2 separate regions of the Homo sapiens genome follow, and region 1 is linked to region 2. The links are chromatin loops, found by intact Hi-C in ENCODE. Cell type or tissue: endothelial cell of umbilical vein. All regions are shown on one strand. Links, peaks and the distances in the headings refer to the core of each region. The heading gives the core; the rest is flanking DNA. Region 1 overlaps LINC02334 (long intergenic non-protein coding RNA 2334). Region 2 has its middle 4.5 kb from the start of CSNK1A1L.

Region 1 (8,340 bases), core at 294-8,293, 940 kb after region 2:
AGACACAGACACAAAACATCTGCTAAATATAAGCAGTTTGCCTATTAAAAAGAGTGCTATAATGAAAATTTAAAAACATACATAGTATTTTATTCATTACTAACTAACTAGATATGATATTATACACAAGCAAACTAGCTCCTTTGAGTTTCCTTTTCTCCCTTCAAAATAGAAACACATTTTATATTTCTTCATCAGAGTGTTGTAAGGTAATGTCTGATAGTACTGAGTCATGAGAGTAAAAATTCTGGGTCGATGGATGCATGCCTTAGAGGAGAAAAAGACAGCAATTCATGTTCTCAGTAGCCTAATACAAAGATGGTTACTTTTTAAAAATCTATTTTACTTTAAAGTCTTTCTCTGATACAGTATTAGTGAGAGGCATGTATAGTTTAATAAGTATAATCTACTAGATATTATTTAATTTTATTAAAGATTTATATGACCTTAGAGCCATAGTTCTGAATTTTAATCTCTCATATAATTCTCAAGATATAAAAACTGGAGATTGGATTGAATATATTAAAAGCCCAAGTCATATGCCAAAGAATGTTTTATTAGCATTACATATTGTGTGCTTTTTTATTTTTTGTATTTATCCATTTCCCTTGATCACCATTTTTTTCTAGGAATATATATATATATATATATATACACACACACACACACACACATATATATATATACACACACATATATATACACATATATATATACACATATATATATACACATACACACACATATCATTATACTTTAAGTTCTGGGATACATGTGCAGAACATGCAGGTTTGTTACATACATATACACGTGCCATGATGGTTTGCTGCACCCATCAACCCATCATCTACATTAGGTATTTCTCCTAATGCTCTCCCTCCCCTAGTCCCTGACCCCCTGACAGGCTCTGGTGTGTGATGTTCCCCACCCTGTGTCCATGTGTTCTCATTGTTCAACTCCCACTTATGAGTGAGAACATGCAAACACCATATTTTTTCAAACCATATTAGATTAAGATTTTAAATAGTGTCAGTTAAAGTAAATGGCTTGGATATAAGATTTTCCTTAATGATATAACAGCTAAAATATGTACAATGACTGCAGGCATTGGAAGGCAACCAATGTGGATTACGGTCTTTGAAAGCAGGAAACACAGAAAGTTAAGATCACACATAGCTTTCCCCCAAGAGCATTTACCAATTACTAAGCTGCTACATAGAACCCAAGATGAATGTCAATTTCACTAGGCAGGGGAGACAGAGATTAGAGCTTAACGGGGTTGACATGGTTGAATCAAGAGGCAGGATTCCACAAAGAAGGAGCCATAAAGTGTCCCCAAAATTTTTCTTGGGTTTTTGGCCAACTGCTGAGATTTGTATACATAAGAAGAGATTCTAGAAGGCCAAGCATAGAATAGCAGCTAGAAGCTGGAGATCATGGAAGAAATCACAGAGGCTACACAGTATTAGGAAGATAGATAGAAGATGACACTGGTTCCAGCTGTAGTGGAGACAATTTGATGAATAGTGAGATTTAGCTAGAGATTCCAGTAGAAACACATTGTAAGGGTAAGACCTAGTTCCTAGGAGTAAGGGTCAGACCTAGTTCCTAGGAGTAAGGGTCATGTCTCTTCTAGGTGTAAGAGGAAAGCTGAAATAATGTACCTTTAAAAAGCCTGAAACTAACCCTTGAAAAAATTAAGATGCACCTGGCTGGATGCAATGGCTCACACCTGCAATCCCAGCACTTTGGGAGGCTGAGGTGGGCAGATCATTTCAGTCCAGGAGTTCGAGACCAGGGTGGGCAACATGGCAAAACATCATCTCTGCAAAAAATACAGTAATTAGTGGGGTGGTGTGTGAGCCTGTAGCCTCAGCTACTCAGGAGGCTGAGAGGCAGGAGGACCATTGAGCCTGGGAGGTCAAGACTGCAGTGAGCAGTGATCACACCACTGCACTCCAGCCTGGGTGACAGAACAAGACCTTGTCTAAAAAAATAAATACATAAATAAATAAAAGATGTGCCTGAATTTAAGGACTTGCCAGAGAATAATTAACAATCTTTGAGGGAAGATAGTACAATTCAGATAATCTTTAATGTATCTTCCACATCTTCCACCGTAGGCATATAAAAAAATAAATAAAGATGAGCTCCTTTCAAGGTGACTGACTAGAAGCAGCTGGTGTGTGCTGCTCTCACAAAGAGAAGAAAGAGTGGTGAGTGGACCATCCAGGTGGACACATTGGGATTCATCAAGGAAACAATACACAGAAAACAGAAGAATGAGACAGGACAATCATTCACCCAGAAGTGGCATAGAGCCGGGAGATGGCCCTCACCATGGTTAGTAAGTGAGAGTCCCCAGGGAGTCACATTTCTGCCACAGACCTTTGCAACCCTGGGCCCAGGCGATCCCCCATGACACCCGTGCCCCACCAGGGCCTCTGGACTGACATAGACAGCTACATGGAGTGTGGGCAGAACTGCCACTCAGGCACTCATGAAATCCTTGGAGCTTTTCATCCCCAGGCACCCTGGTACCAATGGCTGCAGCTGCGGCAATGGGGGAGGACAGGCTCTCTTGCATGTCCTCAGAATAGGAACACAATCCATGGGGCTAAGCAGTGGGTGGACTGTGGGGCTCTTCTACACAGCCCGTTGCCAGACTGGCCTGGGATCCTAGCATGGTCACAAAAGTCCCACCTGGGCTCTTGAGGAACAGATCTGTACTTCCCTGGCATGGAACTCCTGGAGGGGATGGGCAGGCTGCTGTTTTTGCTGCTCCACAGCCCTCACTCCTGTTGCCCTCAGTCTTGGGAGTGAGCACAGTGATTGGGGACTAACATAGACCCCCAGCACAGTGTACAGACTTGCAGAAAAGCAGCCAGACTCTTTTCCACATGGGTCCTCACCCCTGCTACTCTTCACTGGGCAGCACCTCTTGACCTTGGCCCCCAGCACAACCAACCCGCCCCCACATGAACGCTTTGTCAGTGATGGCTCTGTGTTTCTCTGAGGAGAAAAATCCAAAAGACAATCCATAAGCCTTCTGCTATTGCAGCTGCAGTGGTATGGCCCTTACTACCTTCAGGCTGGGGAAAGAACGAAGGACTTGGTCCTTACACTGGCCCCTCCAGCACACCATCGCCACCATATGGAGAAGAGCCCAGTCTCTCTTCCCCGTAAGCCCCCACTCACCACTGTTCACCAGGCAAGGCCCCTAGTTGGGGACAGCAGAGCAGCTGTCCTACCCCCGGATGAGAATTCCCACTGCTATTGGCTCTATATTTTCCTGAGGTGGGCCTCCCAGAAGCAATTGACATCCCCTCTGTCACTGTCATGGCAGCAGTTCTGCCCTTACTGCACTCAGACTGGGGAAAGAACAAACAGCCTGAGGTCTTCACTCACACTCCTAGCACAACACAGTCATGATATGGAGAGGAGCCCAGTTGTTCCTCCTGGTGAGCCCTTGACCTCCTACTTTTCATCAAGTGAAGCCTCCAGCTTGGGCTAGCAGCGTAGCCACCCCACCCACTGGCTGAACATTCTCAGTAGCAATGGCTTGCGTTTCTCTGAAGTAGGGCTCCCAGGGACAACGGAAAGCACCTCTCCCACTGCCACTGCAGCGGTACTGCCTTGCTGCCCTTGGACTGGGGAAGGGGCAGAGACCTTGAGTGCTTAACCCACATGTCCAGGAAGTGACAGCTGCCCTAAGGAGAGGAGGCCAGTCTGTCTCCTCTGTGAGACCCCTGCCACCCTTGCGCATCACCAGGCAGGGCCTCCAGGCATGGGTTCACAATGTAGCTGCCCCAATCCCAAGCCCATCTCTCCAATTAGTAGTGGCTCTGCATTTCTCTAGGGTGGAGCCCCAAGAGACAAGTGAAAGGCCCTCTGCCACAGCAACTGCCAAGGTCCCTTCCCCTGTTGCCTTCAAGCTGGGGAGGGAAAATAAAGCCTTAGCTCGCCCCTAGCAGCAGTGTGCAGCCCAGGAGTGCCAAGGCCAGACCTTAAGCCAGCACTGGAGTGGGAAAGGGAGCCCACACTTTCAGAGCACTGAGAGGGAGCATGGCTGCAATCATGAAGAAATACAGAGGAGCCACGTGGTGGAGCAAGAGCCCACCTACTGGCCATTACACTTCAGTGCCATCTACTGGATCATAGCCCAAACTCCAACTCCAAAAATGCTTGCTAATATACCCCCCTCTGTGAAAACAACGACAAGATTTCAACAACAAAGACCCTGCACAAAACCTCGGCCCTCAAAAAACATTCAAAAAAGGAGTCTGCACTCAATTACACCACAGTTAAAGGAGCATCAGCCCACACAGATGAGAAAAAACTGGTGCAAGAGCTCTAACAACTAAACTACAGTGTTTTCTTTCCTCCAAATAACTGTACTAGTTCCCAAGGAAGGGTTCTTAACCAGGCAGAAAGGGTGGAAATGACAGAGAGAGAATTCAAAATATGGATAGGAATAAAGGTCATCAAGATTCAGGAGAAAGTCAAAACCCAATCCAAGGAATCTAACAATTACAATAAAACAATACAGGAGTTGAAAGACAAAATGGCCATTATAAGAAAGAACCAAACTGATCTGATAGAGCTAAAAAACACACTAAAGAATTCCTTAATGTAATTGCAAGTATTAACAGCAGAATAGACCAAGCTGAAGAAAGAATCTCAGAGCTCACAGGCAACATCTCTGAACTCAGTCAGACAAAAATAAGAATAAAGAAGAATGAACAAAACCTCCGAGAAATATGGGATTATGTAGAGACCAAATCTATGACTCACTGGCATCCTTGAAAGAGAGGAGGAGAAAGCAAGCAACTTGGAAAACATATTTCAGGATATCATCTATGAAGACTTCCCCAACATCGCTATGGAGAACAACATTCAAAATCAGGAAATGCAGAAAATCCCTGTGAGATTCTATATAAGAAGACCATCCACGAGCCACATGGTCGTCAGATTCTTCAAGGCCAAAACAAAAGAAAAAATGTTAAAGGAAGCTAGAGAGAAGAGGCAGATCACCTACAAAGGAAACCTCATTAGGCTAACAGCAGATCATTCAGCAGAAATCCCACAAGCCAGAAGAGATTAGGAGTGTGTATTCAGCATTATTAAGGAAAAGAAATTTCAACCAAGAATCTCATATCTAGCCAAACTTAGTTTCATTAGCGAAGGAGAAATAAGATCCTATTCAGACAAGCAAATGCTAAGGGAATTCAGTACCACCAGACATGCTCTATAAGAGATCCTGAAGCAAGTGCCAAATATAGAACAGAAAGACTGTTACTGACCACTGCAAAAGCACACTAAAAACGTAGACCATTGACACTGTAAAGCAACCACACAAATAAAGCTGCATAATAACCAGCTAACAGCACAATGACAGGATCAAATCAGCAAATACCAATATTAACCTTGAAAGTGAAGGGGCTAAGTGCCCCAATGAAAAGTCACAGAGTGGCAAGTTGGATAAAGAGCAAGACCCTGGCCAGGCAGGTGACTCATGCCTGTAATCTCAGCACTTTGGGAAGCTGACACAGGTGAATCAAGAATTCAAGACCAGTCTGGCCAACATGGTGAAACCCCATCTCTATTAAAATACAAAAATTAGCCCTGGACATGGTGGTGCTCATCTATAGTCCCAGGTACTAGGGAGGCTGAGGCGGGCGGATCAGTTGAACCCAGGAGGCAGAGGTTGCAGTGAGCTGAGATCATGCCACTGCGCTTCAGCCTAAAAAAAAAAAAAAAAAAAAAAAAAAAAAGCATGATCCAACTGTATGCTGTCTTCAACAGACATATCTCACATGGATCCATAGGCTTAAAGTAAAGGGATGAAGAAAAATCTACCAAGCCAATGGAAAACAGAAAATAGCTGGGGTTGACAGTCGAATTTCAGTCAAAACAGACTTTAAACCAACAATGATCAAGAAAGACAAAGGAAGACATTACAGAATAGTAAAGGGTTCAATACAACAGAAAGATGTTACTATTGTAAATATATATGCATCCAACACAGGAGAATCCAGATTCATAAAGCAAGTTCTTAGAGACCTATGAAGAGATGTAGATAACTGGACAATAATAGTAGTAGACTTCAACACCCCACAGACAGTATATTACACAGATCACTGAGGCAGAAAACTCACAAAAATATCCAGGATTCAAACTCAACATTGACCAAATGGACTCAATACACATCTGTAGAACTCTCCACCAAACAACACCAGAATATATATTCTACTCATCTGCACAGAGCACACACTGCAAAAGAGAAAACACAATTAGCCATAAAATAATCCTCAGGAAATCAAAAACAAACAAACAAAAACAAAATCATACAAATCACACTCTCAAACCACAGCACAATAAAAATAGAAATTATTACTTAAAAAACCCTCAAAACCATAAAATTACATGGAAATTTTTAAAAGCCCTGCTTTTGAATGACCTTTGTATAAACAATAAAGTCAAAGCAGAAATCAAGAAATTTTTTGAAGTTAAGAAGAATAAAGATACAACATACCAGAATCTCTGAGACACAGTAAAAACAGCATTAAGAGGGGTGTTTATACTGCTAAATGCCACATCAAAAAGTTAGAAAGACCTCCAATTAATAATCTCACAGCACACTTAGAAGAACTAGAGAAATCAGAGCAAGCAACCTCAAAGCTAGCAGAAGACAAGGATTAACAAAAATCAAAGCTGAATGGAAGGATATTGAGAAGCAGAAAACTGTACAAAAGTTCAACAAATATAAGAATTGATCCTTTGAAGGAATAGATTAGATAGATAGACCCCTAGTCAGAATAATAAAGAAAAAAGGGGGAAGATCCAAATAAACAAAATCAGAAATGACAAAGGTGAACACTACCACTAACCCTACAAAAATACAAAAAGCCCCTAGAAACTACTGTGAACACCTAAATGCACACGACATAGAAAACCTAGAAGAAACTGATAAATTCCTGAAAACATACAACCTCCCAATATTGCACCAAGAAGAAATTAAAACCCTGAACAGACCAATAATGAGTTCTGAAATTTAATCAGTAATAAAAAGCCTACCAACCAGAAAAATCCCAGGACCAGATGGATTCACAGATGAATTCTACCAGACATATTAAGAAGACCTGGTATAATCCCTACTGTGAATATTCCAAAACATTTAGGAGGAAGAATTCCTCTCTAATTCATTCTATGAGCCCAGCATCCTTCTGATACCAAAACTTGGCAGACAAACAACAATAAAGAAAACTACAAGCCAATATTCCTGATGAACAAAGATGTAAAAATCCTCAACAAAATATTAGCAAACTGAATTCAGCAGCACATTGAAAAGCTAAATGACCACAATCTCTTAAGCTTTATTCTTGGGAGGCAAGAATTGGTTCCATAGAGGCAAATCAATCAATGTAATTCATTATATAAACAAAACTAGAAACAAAAATCACATGATCATCTCAATAGATGCAGAAAGGGCTTTTGATAAAATTCAATGTCCCTTCATGTTAAAAACTCTCAACAAAGTAAGCATCAAAGGCACATACTCAAATAATAAGAGCCATTTATGAAAAATTCACAGCCAACATCATCCAGAATGGGCAAAAGCTGGAAGCATTCCGCTTGAAAACTAAAACAAGACAAGAATGCCCTCTCTTATTATTTTTATTAAACATACTACTGGAAGTCCTAAGCAGAATAATTGGCCAAAAGAAAAGAAAAAAAAGCATCCAAATGGGATAATAGAAAGTCAAATAATCCCCTTTTGCAGACGATATGATTCTATACCTAGAAAACCAAATAGTCCCTACCCAAAACCTCCTTGATTTGATAAACAATTTCAGCAATGTTTCAGAATTCAAAATTAGTGTTCAAAAAGTAGCATTCCTATATAGCAACAATATCCAAGCTGAGAGCCAAATCAAGAACACAATCGCATTCACAATGGCCATAAAAACAATAAAATACCCAGGAATATAGCTACGCAGGGAGGTGAAACGTGTTTACAATGAGAATTACAAAACACTGCTCAAATAAATCAGAGATGATGCAAACAAATGGAAAATCCCCCCATGCTTATGGATAAGAAGCATCAATATTGTTAAAATGGCCATAATGTCCAGAGCAATTTACAGACTCAATGCTTTTCCTATCAAACTACTAATGACATTTTTCACAGAACTAGAAAAAAAAAACTATTTTAAAATTCATGTAGAACCAAAAAAGATCCCAAATAGCAGGCAATAGTAAGCAAAAAGAAAAATGCTAGAAGCATCCTGTTACCCAACTTTAAACTATACTACAAGGCTACAGTAACCAAACATCATG
Region 2 (8,340 bases), core at 157-8,156:
TCTTGAGGTTTTTCTGTGTGATCTCAGTGGTTGCTTCTTTAATGAGTTTAGTCAACAAGAGTTACTTACTGCTAGTTAAATTGAAATGTCTTTTTTTTTTTTTTTAAAGCGATCCTTTTGAAATTTTTTCATAGAGTGCTTTGAATTTAAATAGGATTCCACAGAGACGTTCTGGCAAAACTGACTAAATGAAGGATTCAAGTAAAATTTAACCAAAATATGGAGAAGAAACAGAAGCCGGCAGTTCTGAGCATTTTCTCAGAAGAACTGGGGCCAGCACTAGCAGAAAAAGCGGTACCATTTCAATATTTTTATGAAAGTTCACATCACAAATAACAAAACCCGTGCGATTATTTTGTTTTATGAGGAGATGGGATAGGAACTGAGTATAATCCTAACGGGGCAGTAGCAACGAATTTGGGGGCCAATGGCAGAAAGGCAGGAGAGAGAGGTGCAGCTTTGAAAGCAGGTATTCTCACTTTACTGTCTCACATAAGTTAGTGCTGTTAACTTTTCTGACCTGCATCAATCTATGGCGAGAGAAGGAGCTGGTTTGAGACATAGACGGGCATAGAACATTATAAAGTGCTTTAAAACATTTTTAAAGTCCACTTCAGACAAATATGTGAGGTGGGTAGCGCAGTATATTACTTGGCTTTGCAGCAGGAACAACTCGCAAATCTCAGTGGCTTACAATGACAAAGTTTATTTATCATTCAGGTTTTATGTAAGCTGTAGATCAGCTGCATCTCTGCTTCCTGTGTCCTCTTTGTTCTAGAATGCAGGCTGAAAGAGCAGCCTCCTTAGGAGCATGCTGTTCTCATAATAAAAGGAGTGGCAAATGTTACATTCCACTGGGCAAAACACATCACATGGCCAGGTCCAAAGACAGTGGGGTGAAAATACATACTCCTACCTCAGGTGGATAGTAATACAGTATACTGCTGGCATATTTTATTATTATGATTGTACTTCTCATTTTATACAAGTGGAAATCAAGGCATAGAGAGGTTAGATGAATTGCCCAAGACCACACTACAGACAAGTGTCAGAGGCCAATTTGAAACTGAATTCTGACCCAAGGTAGTTACTTTTTATACCGTACCAACTAGAATGGCATTTCTTTCATTTACTCATCCAACTTTGTTGAAATTTGCCTGGAGAACAATTTCCTTTCTAATAACCAAGAATAAAATTTATGTTGTTAACCCACTGCCCATTATGCTTCCTTCCCGTTCAGTCTTCCAGTCAATGGCTTCAACACGAACCTTGAAATTCAAATAATCTCTATGTGAGAGAAGTCACTATTCAAAAAAGTTACAGATAACCCATACATGGACAAAAGCTTGAATCAAAAAATCCCCTTTCAATTCTGGAACTAGAATAGTTTAATTATAGTTTATTTATTGTTTACTAAGTCCCATACTTTTTTGTACCAGTTAAATAAAGGCACTGTCTATAAAGAAGGTCAAGTGTAACTTATAATGGTGGTTGGGTGAACCTTCACTTACAGGGAAGTTGTGAGCATCTCCAGAATGGGGAGGATCAGTAACTGAAGTGATGATATGACCCTGAATAGCTTCCAATCCAGTCTCCCATGAATTCTCTTACCACAAGCCGGTGGGACTGCGGATTTTTCCCCGAACACATACTCCCTGCATTTTTTCATCTTTGGGTCTTGGCTTATGGTGTTGTTTCCTCAGCCTGAAATGCTTCCAGCCTGCTTTATCTTTCCCATCGCCCAGGTCTAATCCTAATAATCTCAGGGCTCTTCCTTAAATGCTGTTTGCTCCATGAAACCTTTTCCAATCTCCTCAACCAAATATAAATACTCTTTTTAAACCCAAACAACACTTTGCTTAAACTCTTGCATCCCCTCCTACCCTTTTGTCCAAAATTTTTCCATAAAAGATGTGCAACAAATAGTTTTTAAAATGGAAGTAAATTGAACTACTGTATTTCATAAAGTTTTGTGGACAGTGTGTGGGGTTGATGCATTCTTTATTTATTCATTCATTCAACAAATAGTTATTGAATGCCTCCTATTTGCAGGCATGAGTGACTCACCAAAGGTGGCATAGGTAGGTAATGATGGATTCAGAATGGAAATCCAGGATAGCCTGCCTCCAAAGCCAGTACTTTTAACCCCTACATAGACATCAACAGCCAGAGGCTCCTGAACGCTGGGTGGCTTCACTGTTGGGAATATATTAGTTCTGTTTCTTTTCTTTAATTGTATAAAGTATTTTACCAATGCATTTTAAAGCTATGATTTAGCCTTGATTTCAAAATTGCCTCTAAAATAATTTCTATTAATATAAGATGACCCCAGTAAAAGTAAAATAACGTATTCTGGGCAGGATTGTACTGGGTAGTATTGTACTGTTTAACAGCCAATTCGGGTTTTGTCAGTCCTGAACTTTATACAATTTTTTTTGTGGCCCTCTTTAAGAAAACAACAACAACAACAACAACAAGAACAACAACAAACAGGCATGAAATATTTAACTTAGGAAAAGAAATCATTGCAATTTACCTGAGTGTTAGAGGGTCAAGTCTTTTTTTTTATCCCCTAAGCTATCTTGATGCAATTGACCAGAAATTCTTACATAGAAATGCTTCCACATTGCAATCTGACTTCTCCTCCCCACCTGAAATACTTCACAACTCCTGTCCACTCCTAACACTTAGAAGGGACCTTGCAAAGGAGGCTTTATTCACTTCCCTGTAAGTCCGTGTCTGCTTTTGGCAATTAAGAAATGATACTCAAATGGCATTGGTTTTAGTCTCATATGAATTTTGGGGTTAATTTTCTGGGCTTCTTGGTATCTTTTCCCAGGAAATGGAGACACTTTAGTAGAATGGTCATTTGAGACACAAAAATTTCTTAGTTAAAAAAAAAAATTTTTGGCTATCAAATTGGGTCGGCAGTTGTCATTACAGAAACCATTTGGCATGAATATAATCTCCTTTTGGAACTATTTAAATAGAATACAAAATAAATCAAAATATGTTCTTAAATAAATAATGCTGTCACTAAGGGATTTACTGACATTTATGTGGCTCAAACACTATGTTCAGAATAACATTACCCAGAATCAATCACTTCAATTTTAAAAGATCCTGGAGATGACTAACTTTATAGAAGGATTTAAGTCATTTTTTCCTCAAAGCTTTTTGGAAGTATTGGCACTGCAAAGACAGTGAGACACTATTGGAAATGAGGTTATTTGGTGTAGTATCAAAAATCACAGCAGAGGGCGTCATTGTAATGTGCTGGATTTTTCTTTCTTCATGAAAGAATATTTTCTCCATGGCTCTGCATCTTTCTGTTCACTCATTTTGAAACTTGCAATATGTTTATCTGAAAAAAAGAAAACACTTAAATACCAATTTTACTATATTGAGAATGTAGGGTTCAATTTCAGCCTTAAAAATCATTACTTATTTTGTTTGGTTCCCATGAAGTTATTGCAATTCTGGCACCTTTCTGGACTTCCTTCCAGAGCAGTGAGGAGTTGTGTAACCTCTTTTACTTTTTCTTGCAGGTTGTCACCTTATTAAGACCATTCAAATTGTTGGCAGATCATTATGTGAACACATTCATTAATTATGTTACTTTATTCAAAGATCAGAAAAATTACATGAAAACAGTTCATGACATCACACTTATTGCATCTTCCAGTTCCTTTCAGTGAATTTTGCTTAAGTTCTAACAGCTATCTACTCTAATACAAAGAAAAAGCTGTAAGTTGTAATTATGTCAGATGTTCAAAATGAATGAGACTAAGTATAAATGATTCATTAATTTAGGTTGTTTTAATTATTTTATGGATTCATCTTGTGATTAGTTTGACTGTGATTAGGGTGAACAATGGATTGGAAAATAAAAGGATTGGCTGAACTACAGTTTAGTGCATCCTGAATGTGCATACACAGGCTTGCACTTAATCCCAGTGAAGTTCCTTTTTGACAATTTTGTCTAAGAGAGAGCATCTCCAGCAGAGTACAAATATTTTTTATAACTCTGGGTTCTGCAGTCAAATATATTTATTTTTCAAGTCTCAACCTGGTTCCTTATAATTATGTTCACAGAGATATTTAATTTTATCCAATCATCATACACTCTAACAGTACATGTCTAGCATCCTGTTTTTTTAAAAACAGTAGTCCTAATGATCTGTCAGAAAAGACATATTTTTGAGATAAAGGAGTTTCTAAATAATGAATTATTGTTTAGTACCAGCTTTTGGAATCCTTACATTTTAAGGAACTTGAATAATTTAAATATTAGATAATGTAACTCCTCATAAAAACAGTGTCTAGACAAGGGCCAATATTGCATTGAGATTGGATGAACATTTTATTTTGCATATAATTGTTGTCTATAAAACAAAATACTAATAATAATGGCTACCAGTTAGACAATTTAGAACATGTCTTACTATTTACCTTTGTGGTAAAACATTGCATGTTTTAATTTTTTTCTAATAAAATATTATACAATAACAAAACTGGACAATATTGTGAAAAACAACCATTTCAGGGCTCTTGAAATTCACCAAAGGCATACAACAAATTGAGAAGCAATTATTCACAAAAAAATGCTGAATGTAAGTTAGTAGGAGCAGTGGGAGTCTATGGTATTCTTATCTGGGGCTTCTCCTATCCATGTCTTCTGTACCCCATTCCCAAGGTGGATCTGTTGAGAAGTTTATGAGAGCACTGCTGAATATGAAAACCAGCAGCTTCCCTGCCAAAGGGGGATCATTCGGTTTGGCGCACAGTGTGGAAAAACTTCACACCCAGTGGTGTTGTCAGTAGAAATAGTGATCTTTGTGGCAAATGAAAGGAAAAGACTAGCTGTTCAGGTAGTCTGAAGTTACAGTCTTGGTTGCGGCAAACAATGGACTCGTAGACAAGCCTGGAAGTTAACAGGGAGATCTGAGAAATGATAGCCTTGGAGGGCCTTGCTAAGTTCTCCATGTATCTATGCAGGGGAGACTATGAGAGAATCCAAATAAGCCACATATCTTTGGCTAAGTGTGAGACAGGCCACAGAGGAGGTGCCACCAGAAGGCCTGGTGAGAAGTAATAGCCAAAGTCAACTTGACAACTGATTGAGTGAGTCAATGGCAAAACTTTCTTTGGATTATTTAACTGGTATTAAAAGACTATGCAAGGATTTTACAGTTTCTTTTATTTTTGTAAATTCTTCATAAATTTTAAATTCTAATTTATTGGAATATATTCTAATTTATTGGAATATATTCTAATATGAAGGAATACATATATTCCTTCATAATAATTAGGAATAATTTAGGAATACACTAGAATGGGGAAATGTTTTTTAATTTCTGAATTGTGACTCTCTGAGCTCATTCCCCATCTATAGATTAGAGCTCTTTATTGGCTTTACTACTTTTTTTAATTTTAGAGGAATAATATCTATGAGAACCTTGCAATATTAATAGTAGCTTACATTTATTGAACACCTATTATAAGGCAGACATTGTGCTGTGACTTTACACACATTTTATGTCATTTAATTCTCATACTGGCTTTATGGTGATGTTATTCCCTTTCTGGGTGCGGAAATTGGAGCTTAAGCAAAATAACTTTTCCAAGGTTATAACAGCTAAGAAGTGAAGTATGTGGAATGCACCTTGGCAGTCTGATTCCTGAACTCAGATCCTTAAATACTATGCTATGTTTTCAGATGATGGTGCTATAGAATACAGAATATTTTTCTATGACTATAATAACATAATCTGATAGCAATTAAATTACCTTATGTAGAGTTATTGGTACATTAAGCAGGTTTTATATTTCAGTTTTTTTAAAAGAAAACCTTCATATCAAAGAGAATTTCAAACAGGTACAGAAGTAGATAATAATGTAATGATCCTTCATGTACCCTTCACACAGCTTTGAATACTTTTTATAAGTGCTAAAATTACTGCTATCTATGCTAAACTTTGCTGCAAAAAGGAAATATTATAGACCAATTTTTTGTACAGTGAGCATCAGTAACTGTTAATTTTGCAACTAAAATGTTCAATAATGGATTTTACTAACTCATTACTTTGTGAGTATTTCCTTTTAAAATAGGCACACTAAGGCCAGACCCTGTGGCTCATGCCTGTAATCCTAACACTTTGAGAGGCTGAGGCAGGAGGATCACTTGAGCTTGAGTTTGAGACTGCAGTAAGCTATGATGGCACCAGTGCACTCCAGTCTGGGCAATAGAGTGAGACCCTATCTCTACAAAAATAAATTAATTAAAAAATAAGTAAATTGAATAAAATAGATACAATACGTTTTTAAAAGTAGACAACTCTGTGCAAACAACATGAAGAGTACAAGGAGGAGAGGGTTGTAAATATTCTGTGGCTATTTGGCATAATGGAGCAAATGACTGGAACGTAGCAGGGTAGAGCTGTGGAATTTGGTTTACTCATCCTCTGTTTCTTTAAGATGCTGCCTATGGACCTCTACGGGTCTCCCAGCCTCTGTCATGTGACCCCGGGCTAGTCATCTTCTTTTAAAGACTTTTTTTTTTTTTTCTGAGAAGTTTTAGGTTCACAGCAAAATTAAGCAGACAATACAGAGTTCCCATATCCTCCCTACCCCCTGCCAGCCATGCATAGCCACCCTCACCATCAACATTTGGCACCAGAGTGGTACGTTTATTACAATTGATGAACCATTCATACCTCATTATCACTCAAAGTCCATGGTTTACATTAGGGTTCACTCTTGGTGTTTGTCATACATTCTGTGAGTTTGGACAAATGTACAGTGATGTGTACTTACCATTAAAATACCATAAACAGTAGTTTCACTGCCTTAATAATCTGGCTTGGTCTTTTATTCATTACATTTTCTCTTTTATAAGCATCAGTATTGTTCTTTCCTGGATTTCTAATAATCATGTCATGGTTTTCAGTGACTTGTGGAGAAACTGAGAACCAGTTCTCCGAATCTTGTCCACAATTACTTGGCATAGTAGTATTCAACAGAGCTATGGTAGTTTGCAGGACTGGAAGGAAATAGTAATATGATCATATTTTGTTCTTTTAGGCCACCTACAGAAATATTTTGTGTTATAGAGAGGATTTAACTTCTTTATTTGAAACCTTAGATCCCTTGAATGGGATATGATGTTTTATGCCATATGTTTCTGTAATAGTCTTTAAATTCTTGTTGTCAAATGTATTTCCAATAACTCTGGCTCCTGAGAGAAACTACTCTATTTTTCTGCTTTTCTTTGGCCTCTAGAATGCTAGAAACTGCATTTTGGTTATTCCTGTAATTTGTGGCCCTTTAAAATACTAATTGTCTTTTGCTTTTCAAGAAAACTCAAAATCATGTAAATGAGAGCTATTTCCTTTGACTCCTTAAATCTGGAGTGGGCAAGCCCACTGGTCAGAGTAGGATTCCTGACAATATCCCCTGTCTACACTATAGCCCAGGTTGCCATATACACAGTGGAGTTGTAAAGATCCTGTTTTCTGTTCAGCTAGAGTTCTTGCTGCTGAACTAGGTGGATTTTACTCAGTTTTAACATAATCTGCAGATTGCATAGCACAATCTACAATTTTGTGCTACATTTTGTGGAAAATTTAGATGACTAAATGTTTTTCATTTTGAAGGACTTAGAAAAGGCAGTGTGGAGCTGTTAAGAGCTCAGATGCTAGAGAAAGCCAAACACTAGCTCTGCCACTTACAAGCCAAGCGGTCCTAGGAAAAGTGCGCTTCACTTTTTTTATTTGCATAAAGGACATATTACTAGCAATCTCAAAACTGTAGCTAGGATTCATTGAAATAATGCACACAAAGCCCTTGACTTGGTCTGGTGCACACTAAACCCTCATTGTTACCTGAAAGAAGAAAAGTGGTAACAAAGTACACTTGGATTTCATAACTACAAAGTCTCTTCCCTTCTAGGATCCTCCAAGGGGGTTCCATAAAATCAAGTATGAAATAGTCTTTAATGGAAGGGCTAATATGGTCTGGTTAGAGTCCATGAAGACTTCTGGATTCTTGTTGCTCTTGTAAGGTTAATTTGGATTATACTATTGTGTTGAAGGACATAATTGGGAGCCAGGGGAAGATGCTTTTGTCTCTCTTCAGAGTATAGTTCTGTCTTCCACCCATTCTGAGAATCTAATGTAACTCTGAAGATGATAGCAGGGCACTTGTCTGGTTTTTGTTTAAGTTTTTCTACCACAAAATCTCAAGTTCCGGTAACCTGAAGGGCTAGTCTTTCCTTTGTCTGGTTTGGTGGTTGCTAGAATAGAGTCTACCTGCTAACGTTTTATTTCAGAAATATTTTGT

The links. A loop is a pair of places that touch in the nucleus more often than their neighbours do. Peaks named below come from ENCODE experiments on the same cell type or tissue, not always from the same donor. Only the 100,000 strongest peaks of a DNase experiment are listed, where the experiment ranks them.
Region 1: a loop joins it to region 2, with 5 times the contacts of the local background. A loop is called at or near these places in 3 of 110 quality-filtered maps.

Annotation. Positions count from the first base shown.
Region 1 is chr13:38,041,828-38,050,167 of GRCh38, forward strand. The region is part of intron 3 of LINC02334 (long intergenic non-protein coding RNA 2334); the gene reads left to right. Among named protein-coding and RNA genes, the nearest start is that of LINC00571, 97 kb to the right of the region's middle. In endothelial cell of umbilical vein, for the core only: a CTCF peak has its summit at 4,150 (motif pointing left); no DNase peak of the experiment used is centred there.
Region 2 is chr13:37,106,018-37,114,357 of GRCh38, forward strand. No RefSeq gene overlaps it. Among named protein-coding and RNA genes, the nearest start is that of CSNK1A1L, 4.5 kb to the left of the region's middle. In endothelial cell of umbilical vein, for the core only: a CTCF peak has its summit at 3,253 (motif pointing right); a DNase peak (open chromatin) is centred at 3,264; H3K27me3 peaks cover 175 bases.